Regions from separate parts of the Homo sapiens genome. Here region 1 is linked to region 2. A link is a contact called in ENCODE Hi-C or POLR2A ChIA-PET data. All regions are on one chromosome and are shown on one strand. Each heading gives the region's core, a stretch centred on a gene start or an enhancer-like site at or near the end of the contact. The rest is flanking DNA. Distances are from core to core; before and after follow the strand shown.

Region 1 (6,327 bases), core at 2,162-4,661, 1.6 Mb before region 2:
CCTTTGGGAAACACTGATCTAGTAGTCTTTTAACAAAGATAGCTTTTATGGGGCAGGGAAGAGTATCTTTTTATGACTCAGTTGCAGAACACTATCTTGAAGTAATTTTTAATGTTATCCAGAACACAGCACTTATATACCATGACAGAAAAACTGTTGCCATACCTTAAAAATTACTTGTAGGTCCAAAATCTCTTATCTGAAAACTTTTTGGACAGATATGTGTCAGAATTCAAAATTTTTCTTAAAAAGTTCCTAAACAATTAATCTTTAATAAAAATGTTAAATTACATTCTTCTATCAGCATGAAAAATCTTCAGGATCCATAACCTCTCTCTAATCTTCCCAGTACAACCCTACCCAAGCACTGCTTCCAAGACCATCCATGTTTTTCTGAAAAGATGTAGAAATTTAAGTTTAGTTATCAAATTTTCTTTATATTATACTTCTATTTATATTGACATTAAGCACTCCAGGCCTAGGCAACAAAGCAAGACTCCATCTCGAAAGAAAGAAGACTGGGCATGGTGACTCATGCTTGTAATCTCAGCAATTTAGGAGGCCAAGGCGGGCAGAGTACCTAAGGTCAGGAGTTTGAGACCGGCCTGGCCAACATGGGGTGAAACCCTATCTCTACTACAAATACAAAATTTGCCAGGCATGGTGGTGCACTCCTGTAATCCCAGCTACTTGGGAGACTGAGACAGGAGAATCGCTTGAACTTGGGGGGCGGAGGTTGCAGTGAGCCGAGATGGTGCCACTGTACAACAGGCTGGGCAACAAGAGTGAAACTCCATCTCAAAAAAAAAAAAAGAAAGAAGCCCCAATTTTTTAGATACAGTGATATATTTTTGCTCACTACTGCTTCTTTTCTTCCATGTGTTACCTCTCTTTATTCTTCCTGGAGCACATTCTTTCTTAATTTTTTATAAAATAATTACGGATGATAAATTTTATGGAAAATGTTTCTTCCTCAATCATCCGTAAATACTGCTTTAGATTAAAGAAGAACTGTGGACCAGAATTCCCACAGAAATTTGAGGACATATTCCTTCTCCCTCTTGCATACTGTACTTTAAATGAGTTACAGATCAATTTGATTCTATCTCCTTTGTACTTTTTTATTCTCTCTGAGTAACATAGGATATTCATTTTGTACTTAAAATTTTACTAGGCATTTGTAGGTGTTTTCACTATTTTTATAGGTATTTTTAATTATTTTTCTGGCTTACCATTTAGTAGACAAACCTTCTAATCTGAATGTTCAAGGCTTTTCCCAAGGCAGGAAGATTTTTCTATTCTTTGATTCTTTCTTTCTTTCATTCTACTCCTAAAGCTGAGACATTAGAGCACCAGGGATCTATCCTCTGAGTCTCTTATCTTTTCTCTAACATCTTTCATTTTTTATCTTTTACACATTCTGCACAAATAAGGTAGATTGACATTCCACTTTACTAATTCTGTCTTCAGCAGTGTCCTTCCTGCTACTCAGCCCTTCATCGAGTATAATTTTGTGTTTCAGCAATTATGTCTTTAATTTACAAAATTCCTGAGTGCTTATTTTTCACAATAGCCTTCTTTTCCTTGATAGCATGTCTTGCCAAGTTCATCTAAAGTTACTGTCTATATTTTTCATCTATTCTCCGTATTGACTCTACGTCCATGAAGATTAGTTGTATTTGTTGAGTTTAGAGCCTCTTTCATGCAATCAGTTTTCTCATGAGTAACTCTTTCTCTTAACTACAACTATTTCTGAGTTTGGGAATATTCCAAGGCTCTTGTTGTAGTATTCACTTTTTTTCTCATAGGAAGTTGAGAGTTGCTCAGCTCTCATGGGTTTTGTCATCAATCTTTTCCCTCTTGGATCTTCCAGAAATCCCTGAGGGTTTTTGAAGTATGGTGGCATATCTTCAGGCCTGCACAATACACAAGTATAGGTTTATGGTTGTATATGATTCTTGCTTCTATTTATATTGACGTCAAGCACTCCAGGCCTGGACAACAAAACAATAATAGAAAATTATTTTGTTTTCTATTTGGTTATTGCTTCTTGCATATATTTGGTCTGAAGTCCCACAAGGGGGAGAAGTGAGCATCCAGAAAGGACCCTTTGATTCTTGGCAGTAATGCCATCATTACAGCATACAAAATCCCTCCTTCCCAAAGCCCATACATATTGACTACCAGTGAGGGTCATGTGGATATCTACATAAGAATGAGTATTGGGGGCAAAGTATCACATAGGGAAGAATGAGGTCCTTGGTGCACCTGTGACAGCTGATACTGTAACTCAAATTAATATTAGTTTTTAGGAAAAGAGAGACTTTGGAGCCAGAAAATGCTCATCTCAAAACGGAACTTCCATATATAAATGTTTTAGGTCTGGCAAGAGGAGTAATTTTTAAAGAATTTTTCACCAGAGCTTTTTTTCCCCTTTATTGTATTTCTCAGGCAGGATGGTGGGCCAGTATTTTAATCTGTAAAAGTCATTTCATTCCTAAGAACTTGAGAACACTAATGTGTAAAATATTTGGAATTTAAATTCTCAGTACACTAGAATGTTAGTTCCAAATCTAGTTTCTCTTTTTGCTGTTTTGAAGAGAAGTCAAGGAAAAGAAAATCACTGTGGAATTCAGCTTTGGATTCAAGTGGCTTGTCCCTAGGTCCTGAAATTTACCACCTGGCCCCTCCCCATCATGGTCTCCACCAGCATATGGTCTCGTGCCGGTTCTAACTTGTTCATTTCATAAGCTCAAATCTTAGATGTGAGTCCAGTCTGTGGGATCAATTGTGGTGGGCTGGAGCTAGGGGTTGGCATAAGGGTGATCTTGTTTTAAATAATGAATATGTAAAGAGAATTGGAAACCCATATATTAGTCAGGTTGATGTAGAGGAAAAAACTCAGTGTCATTCTTAAAAATTCAAGAGCTGAAGAGGAAATTTAAAAGCTTGTGCCCAAACACTGTGCCTCCAGGATGCAGGTTTGCTTCAAACCCCAAAATGGAATGTGATCATCTCATGAAACAGGTGTTCGTCATACAGTCAAGACAGGCAGAATCTGAAACATGTCTTCTATTTTCTCTCTCTTGTTTTCTTTGTCTACCCACCTTTCCCAAGAAAACATTGAGTGTCTGCTATGTTCTTTGACTGCCAACAGCAAGGCGGTCTCGATTATACCATCTGCTGAAATCTAGAGGAATAACTTTGCTTGGAAGCAAACTGCTGTCATGACTCCTTATTTGCTTTATTTTGTGGGCATAGGCTAACCCACTGATGTTCTTGCATGTTCTGCTGATCCTTATGAGTGTCAGAAAACCAGAGTGGTGAGACAAATGGGTTTGGATTAGTCCTGTTTTAGAGGTGTTTGAGGGAGCTCCACCCATCCCAGCGGAAGATGTTCCAGGCCACAGCTTCTGAAAAAGGAATTGAAACTCCATCTGAGTTTAGCAACTCCAGCTGAGAGCAAAGAAAATAAGAAGTGAGGATGGTGAGAATAAGAGACCATAATTTCTTTTAGATTTTAATTTCAACCAAAGGAGATAGATTCTGTTTCTCAGCTTTAATTTCTCTCTAGTGAATTAAATGGGAGAATGTTCATATTGTTTCAAGTTTGGGGCATTCTTTATTGCATTACTTAGGCTTGTGGAATAAACTCCAGTGAGCCAGTCTGAACATCATGATTGTGCACAGGAAATAGAAAATAGAATAGGAGTGAATTTTTTCCCTTAAATAATCTGCAACCTTTAAGTTAACTTAATATACTGTTGTGACTCACTTCAGGGACTTCTGGGGGCAATAGTTAAACAGATTCTAGGAGGGTTCTAAGGGATAAGAGACGACATAATATAATGTCATCTAGTGGGTAGAAGCCAGGTATAATATTGGGGAAATTTCTCCAAGTCTGGTGGAACCAAGCTACTTTACAATACTGTAGGGCTCTGACCAACTGATCCTGTTTGCCTGGGACTTTTTCCTTTTTTTTTTTTTTTTTTTTTTTGAGATGGAGTCTCGCTCTGTCTCCAGGCTGGAGTACAGTGACGCGGTCTTGGCTCACTGCAACCTCCGTCTCCTGGGTTCAAGAGATTCTCCTACCTCAAACTCCCAAGTAGCTGGGATTACAGGCATGCGGCACCACGCCCAGCTAATTTTTGTACTTTTTTAGTAGAGATGGGGTTTCACCATGTTGGCCAGGCTGGTCTTAAACTCCTGACCTCGTGATCCACCCACCTCGGTTTCTCAAAGTGCTGGGATTACAGGCATGAGCCACCACGCCCAGCCGCCTGGGACTTTCTTAATTTTAGTGTCCCAGGAACCCTCACCCTATCCCTGTATGAGTGGAGGATATCCCACTGTCCATGGACCTTAATCTGTTTGCCATCCCTGGGGGATGAGAGGCAATAGGAAATGAAGATGAACGTGGAGGGGACTCTTTAGCTATCTCTGCCCACCTGTTCCCTCAGAAGGATAAAGGGAGGGGTTTTTTCATGGTCTTCTTCTTCAAATTTTTTTATTTTTATTTTTTTTAGAGAGAGAGAGAGAGACAGGGTCTTGCTCTGTCACCCAGGCTGGAGTGCAGTGACACCATAAGAGCTCACTGCAGGCTCAACCTCCTAGGCTCAAGGGATCCTCCCACCTCAGCCTACTGGGTAGCTAGGACTATAGGCATGAGCCACCGTGCCTAGCCAAGAATAGAGATTTTAGTCAACATGGTAAGACCCCCTGGGCTTTCATCAAGTGGTGTTTTGTTTTGTTTTGTTTTGTTTTGTTTTGTTTTGTTTTGTTTTTGAGATGGAGTCTTGCTCTGTCACCCAGGCTGGAGGCTGGAGTGCAGTGCTGCAATCTTGGCTCACTGCAACCTCCACCTCCCAGGTTCAAACAATTCTCCCGATTCTCCTGCCTCAGCCTCCCAAGTAGCTGGGATTATAGGCGTGCACCATCATGCCAGCTAATTTTTATATTTTTAGTAGACACAGGGTTTCGCCATATTGGCAAGGCTGGTCTCGAACTCCTGACCTCAAGTCATCTGCCCGCCATGGCCCTCCCAAAGTGCTGGGATTATAAGCATGAGCCACTGTGCCCGGCCATCATCAAGGGTCTTTTTACTTGTGGGTAGAAGTACTGCATTCTAAAACTATGCACCCACAAAGGAACTATTCTCTTGCTTTCCTGCCTCAGAACAAAGTGGAATCTACTTCCCAGAGACCCGCCAACCATTCTGTTCTCCTCTAGTTTCGCGGGGGGATTTTGGCCCCCAGGGGACATTTGTCAACGTCTAGAGATATTTTAGGTTATCACAACTGGGAGAGGTGGGTGTGCTACTGTCATTTAGTGGGTAGAAGCTAGGTATGCTGCTGAAAATCCTACACAGAACAGGTCAGTACTTCCCCACCTACCCCAACAAAGAATTATCTGCTCCAAAATGTCATTAGTGCCAATTGTGAAACACTGCTCTTCGCTTTTTTCTATGCCATGAGAATATGTATGTAAGTGAACCGGGGTATGGGCCATACTTCCTTTGCAAATACACTTGAGTGTGTTGCTTACATGTGAGGAAGCAGGAAGTCTCACTTAGGTTTCCAGGTCTTAGCCATGATTTTGAACATAGGTTTTGGGAAAGCCTTGCATTGTCTATTCTGTGTAATGATTTAAGAAGGAATAATAGGTTTCCCTTTTGCTGGTTATTCTTCATATTTGGTTCCCTCTTGTTATGATATCCCAAATCTCATATTGAATTGTACCTCCCATAATTCCCATGTGTCCTGGGAGGGACTGGGTGGGAGATAATTGAATCATGGTTGTGGTTTCCCCCATACTGTTCTTGTGGTAGTAAGTCTCACGAGATCTGATGGTTTTATAAGAGGAAACCCCTTTTGCTTGGTTCTTATTCTCTCTTGCCTTCTGCCCTGTAAGATGTACCTTTTGCCTTCTGCCATGATTGAGAGGCCTCCCCAGCCGCATAGAGCTGTGAGTCCATTAAACCTCTTTTTGTTTATAAATTACCCAGTCTCAGGTATGCTTTTATCGGTAGTGTGAAAACAGACTAATACACCTCCATTGGGAATTCTGTAGGGAAGAGTGATGAATATCAAGCTATGACATGGGTATTCCTTGTTCCTGGGCTATAGTACCATCATAATATCATGAATACTTTGCCTCCAGCCATAGCTCCTCCTCTATCCATGTAGCATCAACCTTTCTCTCTATGCAGAGTCTTTCCTACGAGTGGGAAAACATGCTCGTATTTCCTCCAACTGTTTAGCAAATAAAAAAAAATTAAAAACACAATAAAAAGCCCCTTTTCTTGATCTCACATCCTTATTCTCTTCT
Region 2 (6,749 bases), core at 2,475-4,974:
TGCAAAATCTGTGAATAATGAAGATCTACTGTATTCCAAAACTTACGGGCTTAAAACCACACATTTATGATCTCAGTTTCTGTGGGTCAGAAATCCAGACACACCTTAGCTGGGCCCTCCGCTTCAGGGCCTCTCACAGGTGCAATCAAGGAGTTGGTCCAGGGTTTCTAACAAGACACAATCAAAGTTCATCTGGGACAGAATCTGCTTCCAAGCTCACCCTCATGATCATCAGCAGGATTCAGTTTCTCTGTGATTGCTGGACCAAGCACCTCATTCCTTGCCGGCTGTTAGCTAAAGGCTGCTCTCAGTTCTTTGCCTCATGGGTCCCTCCAGCACAGCAGCTTTTTTTTATTGAAACCAATGAGAAAGACTGCTAGGAACTTACAATATTTTGCAATCTATCACAGAATTGACATCCTCTCACTGTTGCTCTATTCTGTGGGTTAGAAGTAAGTCACAGGCACAGTGGCTCATTCTTCTAATCTCAGCAATTTGGGAGGCTGAGGCAAGTGGATAGCTTGAGCTCAGGAGCTTGAAACCAGCCTGGGAAACATGGCAAGACCCTGTCTCCACAAAAAATATAAAAATTAGCCAGGTGAGATGGCACTTGCCTGTGGTCCCAGCTACTCAGGAGGCTGAGGTAGGAGAATCTCTTGAGCCTGGGAGGTCAAGGCTGCAGTGAGCCATGATTGCCCCACTGCACTCCAGCCTGGGTGACAGAGCAAGACCCTATCTCCAAAAAGTAAAAATTCAAAAAAAAAAAAAAAAATTAAAAGAAGTCAGTCACTAGATCTAGCCACACTCAAAAGGAGAGTAGGACACAGGGTGTAACTATCAGGAGATAGGGATGATTGAAGGCTGCCTGGAAACTGTGCCCACCATACCCCTGGTGCCTTCTGCAAGTTCCTCTTTGAGCTCCTCTGTTTTCTCAAGGTGTTTCTCAATGTTCAGACGGAGGCTTTTCTGCTATTTCTCCATGACTTCAACTAGCACAACTCAGATTATTCAAAGCCTGGTTTCAATCTCAGACTACAAACTCCCACCATCATTTCTCTGTGCCCCCTCCAATCCCTGAGGAGGGGGTTAGTAAATTCTCACTTCCCCGAGCTGATGAGACAATTTCTGTACTACCTCATTGTCTTTGAAATCACACAAACTGGGATTCAGCCTACTGGAAAGGGTCACCTCCTTCCCATTAATCCCAGCAGAAGACCCAGGGCTGCATGTCACTGGACCGGCTTAGTTGCCTGTCTATGAGCCAACCACTGTAACTGAAGGGGTGGATTATGCAGGCTTAGTTGGGCCTGGGTCGTATGTTTACCCTTGGAGAGAGAGAAGGGAATCAGCCCCAACCAAGCCATAGTGACTGAGGTAGGGGAGTGGTGTTTCTGCAAAGGAAAATTAGTTTTCAAAAAGAAGTGGAATTAAATACCAGGCAAGATCAAGAGATTTCCAGTTAGGGCATCTGAGTTGGCCTTGAAGCCTAAGCAGGCTCTCAGCGGGGCACACAGGTGAGGTGTAGAGGGCACGGTAGGGCCCGAGAAAAACCAGCTCCAGAACCAGCCAGCCCTCACTTTGCATGGTGGAGCCACTCTTGAGGAACAATGGAATGGCCAATGAGTTCTGAAGCAAAAATAGCCTCATCCCAATCCCCCACCTTCAATAGGTGGGGATATCTTATAAATGAAAAATATAACCCAGGAAAACACTTTCTCCAAACCGAGAATAGGGAAAAGGTTGATCCATTCACCTGAAGTTTGGAGAACATGATACCAGGAAAGGAGCATTGATCAAGCAGGAAAGAAAATGAACAATAAATTCAGCCCTCGATAATATTTACTTTCCTTATAGTCCAGGTACAGCTTTCATCCTCCCTTACCTTTTCTGTTCTCTTCAGTGAAAAATGATCTAAGAAATCAAGAGTAACTGTCATAGCAGTATTTGCTGAAGAAATATCTTTTGACAACTAGAATGACTTTGAAATTGAATATCACTTAGGATATAAGTAAAGGAAGTACGTAAAGAAACTCTTGCTACGTTTCTAATTTTAATTTTTCCTCAAAATATGTATTCAAAAATTGTAGGCCAGGCACGGTGGTTCACACCTGTAATTCCAACATTTTGGGTGGCTGATGCAGGAGGAACACTTGAGCTCAGGAGTTCAAGACCAGCCTGGGCAAGATGGTGAGACCTTGTCTCTACAAAAAAATTTAAAAATTAGCTAGGCATGGTGGCACGCACCTGTAGTCCCAGCTACTTGAGAGGCTGAGGCAGGAGGATGGCTTGAGCCCAGGAGGTCGGGGTTGTAGTGAGCCATGATTGCACCACTGCACTCCAGCCTAGGCAACAAAAGAGCAAAACTCTGTCTCAGAAAAAATAACAACAACAGCAAAATTTTAAATGTAACAAGGGTTTGTTGTAAAAATTTCAGACAAAGATGTATGTAAAGGAAAGTCTCCTTGTATCATTCATTTATTGTTGTGTTACAAATAACCCCAAAACTGAGTGGCTTAAAACAGTACCATTCATTTATTTTGCTCACTAATCTACAATTTGGGCAGGAATCAGAAGGAACAGCTCATCTCAATTCCAGATAGCATCTGCCAGGGCAGCTTGGCTGGGGGCTGGAGGAACCACTTTCAAGAAGTCTGGCTAACCTGGATGGCAAGTTGTTTAAAATGTTAGCTAAATTTAAAGCTATGATATCCCTGAAGATACTGAGAGGAAGATAGCTTCCTCTCAATTGTTGAAATACAATTTTCAAAAAGTTAAAAACTTAGCCAGGCATGGTGGAGCCCCCTGTAATTCTAGCTACTTGGGAGGCTGAGGCAGGAGGATCGCTTGAGGCGCAGGAGGTCAGGGTTGCAGTGAGCTGTGATCATGCCACTTCACCGTAGCCTGAGCAACAAAGTGAGACCTTGTCTCAGAAAAAAGAAAGTTAAAAACATGACTTTCACACAAAGTGAACAGATGTTAAAGATTTGTTTAACTCATTAATTAATTATGTTAAATAAGATGTTAAGACTGGTCAAAAGAACAGAAAACAGGAGACGTAACATCAGGAATGTTCAAATGAATTACCTAATAGATGAAAATTTGAGTACTATCCAATCGAGCAATAAAATGTCATCTTTGGAGTTATCATTTCTACCAGTGGAAATCAACTATACCTCTACTCAACAATACTCAATCCTGGAGAGATTACCTCCATTCTTCAGTCTCTGTCCATGTACAGATGAAGTTGTCCCCATAGAAAGTCCTATTGTCCCAGATGGGTATGTAAGTCAGGCCTGGTCCAAAAAAGCATCCCATTCTCCCAGTGACAGACTCAGAGATGGATATGTGACCTGAAAGACACAATACGATTTGGCAGGGACTTTTGTGAGAGCCACCACATCTTTAGGGGCACTTGAATCTGGAAAGTTTTAGGTCTGAACTTGCTGGGATGCATCCTGCTACCACAAGAAGCCTGAAAATGAGGAAGCATACAATAGAGATGAACGGGGGGGAAACAGCATCCTGAAGGCTTTAACTGAGCCCCTGAATCAACGGTGCAGCCTGATTGCAGTCTTAACTCCAGACTTGTCTATTATATTAGTCAATATATTTCCTTCCTTCTCGTTTGCTAGTTTAAGCCAGGTAAGGTGATTCCAAATGACCCCTCACAATACAGGGGGTTCTCCAGCCCTGGTTTCTTCTTCTGTGTTAGCTCATTAAACATATATTCACTTCTCTGGGTTGCAGTTCCTCTTTCTGTAAAAAGAATAAGCGATACCTACTACAAAGAGTGATAAAGATGAAGTAAGTGATAAATATAAGTATAATATACCTTCATAATACCATGATAAAAGAGATGTCTATGTGATGCTTAATTTTTCTAAATTAGATTATATCTGGTTCTAACCTCCTGCTATGGTCTGCATGTTGGTGTTCCCCTAGAATTCATGTGTTAGAACCTAAGACCCAGTGTGATGGTATTAAGAGTGAGTCTTTTAGGGATGATTAAATCATTAGGACTCCATCCTCATGGCTGTGGTTAAACTCTTATAAAAATGCTAAAGGGGGCCGGGTGCGATGGCTTATGCCTGTAATCCCAGCACAGCGCTTTGGGAGACCAAGGCAGGAGGAATACTTGAGCCCAGGAGTCCAAGACCAGCCTGGGCAACACAGAGGGACCCTGTCTCTTTTTAATTTTTTTTTTTAAGTGCTGGAGGGGCCAAACACGGTGGCTCATGCCTGTAATCCCAGCATTTTGGGAGGTCAAAGCAGGAAAAGTGCTTGAGGCCAGGGGTTTGAGACCAGCCTGGACAAAATAGGGAGATGTTGTCTCTATAAAAAATTTTATAAATTTTATAAACTAGCCAGATGTAGTGGCTCATGCCTGCAGTCCCAGCAACTCAGGAGGCTAAGATGGGAGGATTGCTTGAGCCTGGGAGGTTGAGGCTGCAGTGAGTTGTGATCGTGCCACTGCAGTCCAGCCTGGGCAACAGAGTGAGACCCTCTCTAAAAACAATAAATAAATAAATAAAGTGCTGGAGAAAGCTAGCTGGGCTATTTTGCTCTTCTGCCTTGTGCCATGTGAGGACACAACAAGAAGGCCCTCACCAGTCACTGAATGTCAGTACCTTAATCTTGGACTTTCCAGCCTCTCAAACTATGAGAAATAAATTTCTATTCTTTGTAAATTATCCACTGTAGTAATTTTTTTCTAGCAGCACAAAAAGACTAAGATATCCCCATTTACTAGGATGAGAAGACTCCCAATATCAGTCACTATGTGGGCTCTTTTACTCTTTAGTGGTGAAATCTGTCACAAATTGCCTAGAAAATGTTGTTTGATCTTTGGCACATGTTTGCTATGGGGATGTTCATTGTCCAAGACCCTGTGGTCCATTCAAAGGCAGGTGGCTCTGCAGGCTTTTTGACCTTTAGGGTATCTGGTAAGTTCTATGTAGTTACTGAGACCATGGTGTTTGATGTTCATTGCCCCCAGCAAACGTGTTTACGTCATCAAAAGTTCCTGCTGCCACATAGGATACTTCCTGATAGGAAATTGATGCTTGTGGACTTTCCTTCCACAGCTCCTCAAGTCCTTGCCTCATTGCTAACCTTGGGCAACTCCTTGTCTTTCAACTCAATCTCCAGACCCCATACCTTCCAAGAAACACCCTGCCGAATTCACCTTCCTCACAGGGGCCTAGATAGAGCTTTATAACAGATGTCTTGCAACTTTGTTTGGGGCTGGGAACCACACATTAAAAAAAAAAATTAATAACCCAGAATAGCAACCTTCAAGAGGACCCTCAGTGAGCTCCACCTCCTGGTATTCATGCCTTTGTGTAATCCCCTTCTTTGAGTGTGGGTTGGACCTAGTGACTCACTTCTAACCAACAGAACACAGCAAAAGTGATGAAATGTCACTCTCAAAATTAGCTTATAAAACTACAGTGACTTCAATCTTGTTTCCCCTCTCTCTTTTCCTCCCTCACTGCTCTGAGGGAAGCCAGCTGCCATAATTGTGAGCTGCCCAACAAAGAATCCCATGTGGCAAGGAACTGATATTTAGGACAACAGCCAGAGAGTACCTGAGGCTTGCCAAAAGCCATGTGAGTGAGTTTGGAAGCAGATGGATCCTCCTCAAGATATTCCTTGTGATGACTGGAACCATAGCCAAACTTGAGTCCAGGCTTACAAGAGACCCTGAGCCAACTAAGCAGCTGATGCCTGACTCACAGAAACTGTGAGATAATAAGTATTTCTTGTTTTAAGCCACTAAGATTTGGAATAATTTGTTATGCAGCAACAGATAACTAATACATGGCCTCTAAGATTGGCAGCCCAGAATTTCCTGGAAACGAGGATAAAATTACCTTTTCCTCCTTTTGAAATCTTTTTTGGCAGGGAGTAGAAAACAGCACTAAATAGCTTGGTAAATTATCCTGTGACAAATGAACATTACCTGAAGCCATGTAAGTGGATAGAACAGAAATCCCTGCAGAGGGAAATTACCACCTCCTGTCACAGTTCAAACTCTGCCATGGTGAAGCATGGCCATGCCCCTGAGCACCTGATAATCAGCACCATCCCAATCCCTCCTACAGAATAAAGGAGCAGAGCCCAGTGCTCAGAGGAGAGATGGGGATGCAGCTGCCACAAGTCCTTAAACTGCCCCTTGGCCTCCCAAAAGAAACTCAAACCTGTAAGTGTGGCCCCAAGAAAATAACAAGCTAATTTCAGCTTAGGCTTCCAGGGATACTGGAATTTCTAGATGAAAGTGTTCAAAAGGCTAGAACTCTCTCCTGGTCAGGCGCAGTGGCTCAAGCCTGTAATCCTGGCACTTTGGGAGGCTAAGGCAGATGGATCACTTGAGCTCAGGCCTGGGCAACATGGTGAAACCTCATCTGTACATAAAATACAAAAGTTAGCCAGTTGTGATGGTGTGTGCCTGTAGTCCCAGCTACTCAGGAGTTTGAGGTGGAAGGAACACCTGAACCCTGGAGGCAGAGGTTGCAGTGAGCCAAGATCATGCCACTGCACTCCAGCCTGGGCAACAGAGTGAGACCCTGTCTCAATAATAATAATAATTATATAATGGAAAAAAAAAGGCTAGAGCTCCTGCTGTCATGGGACCCTGCCCTAAACCTGGAGATTCTGATGCAGTTCTCAGAATTAAGCCTGTCATGAAGGCTCCCCCAGGAATATGGGCCCCTTATACAGCATCTGATGCCAGAAAATAATCTGTGGTT

The links. Hi-C counts contacts between places; a loop is a spot of excess contacts on that map. ChIA-PET counts read pairs that join two places held with the same protein, here RNA polymerase II (POLR2A).
Region 1: a map with no recorded cell type shows a loop between it and region 2 (10-fold over the local background). The contact joins two enhancer-like sites. A Hi-C loop is called at or near these places in 1 of 37 single-sample maps with no recorded cell type. POLR2A ChIA-PET finds 5 or more read pairs at or near these places in 1 of 52 experiments (WTC11).

The regions. Positions count from the first base shown.
Region 1 is chr9:78,193,520-78,199,846 of GRCh38, reverse strand. No RefSeq gene overlaps it. Among named protein-coding and RNA genes, the nearest start is that of CEP78, 39 kb to the left of the region's middle. Within about 2 kb of position 3,411, at least 2 of the 41 ENCODE cell types and tissues checked have a DNase peak (open chromatin) inside an H3K27ac peak, as active enhancers do.
Region 2 is chr9:76,602,451-76,609,199 of GRCh38, reverse strand. LOC105376095 (a long non-coding RNA gene) reads right to left here. Exons shown (of 12, transcript XR_007061586.1): 2 at 3,209-3,350; 3 at 2,245-2,342; 4 at 47-167. Among named protein-coding and RNA genes, the nearest start is that of GCNT1, 150 kb to the right of the region's middle. Within about 2 kb of position 3,724, at least 2 of the 41 ENCODE cell types and tissues checked have a DNase peak (open chromatin) inside an H3K27ac peak, as active enhancers do.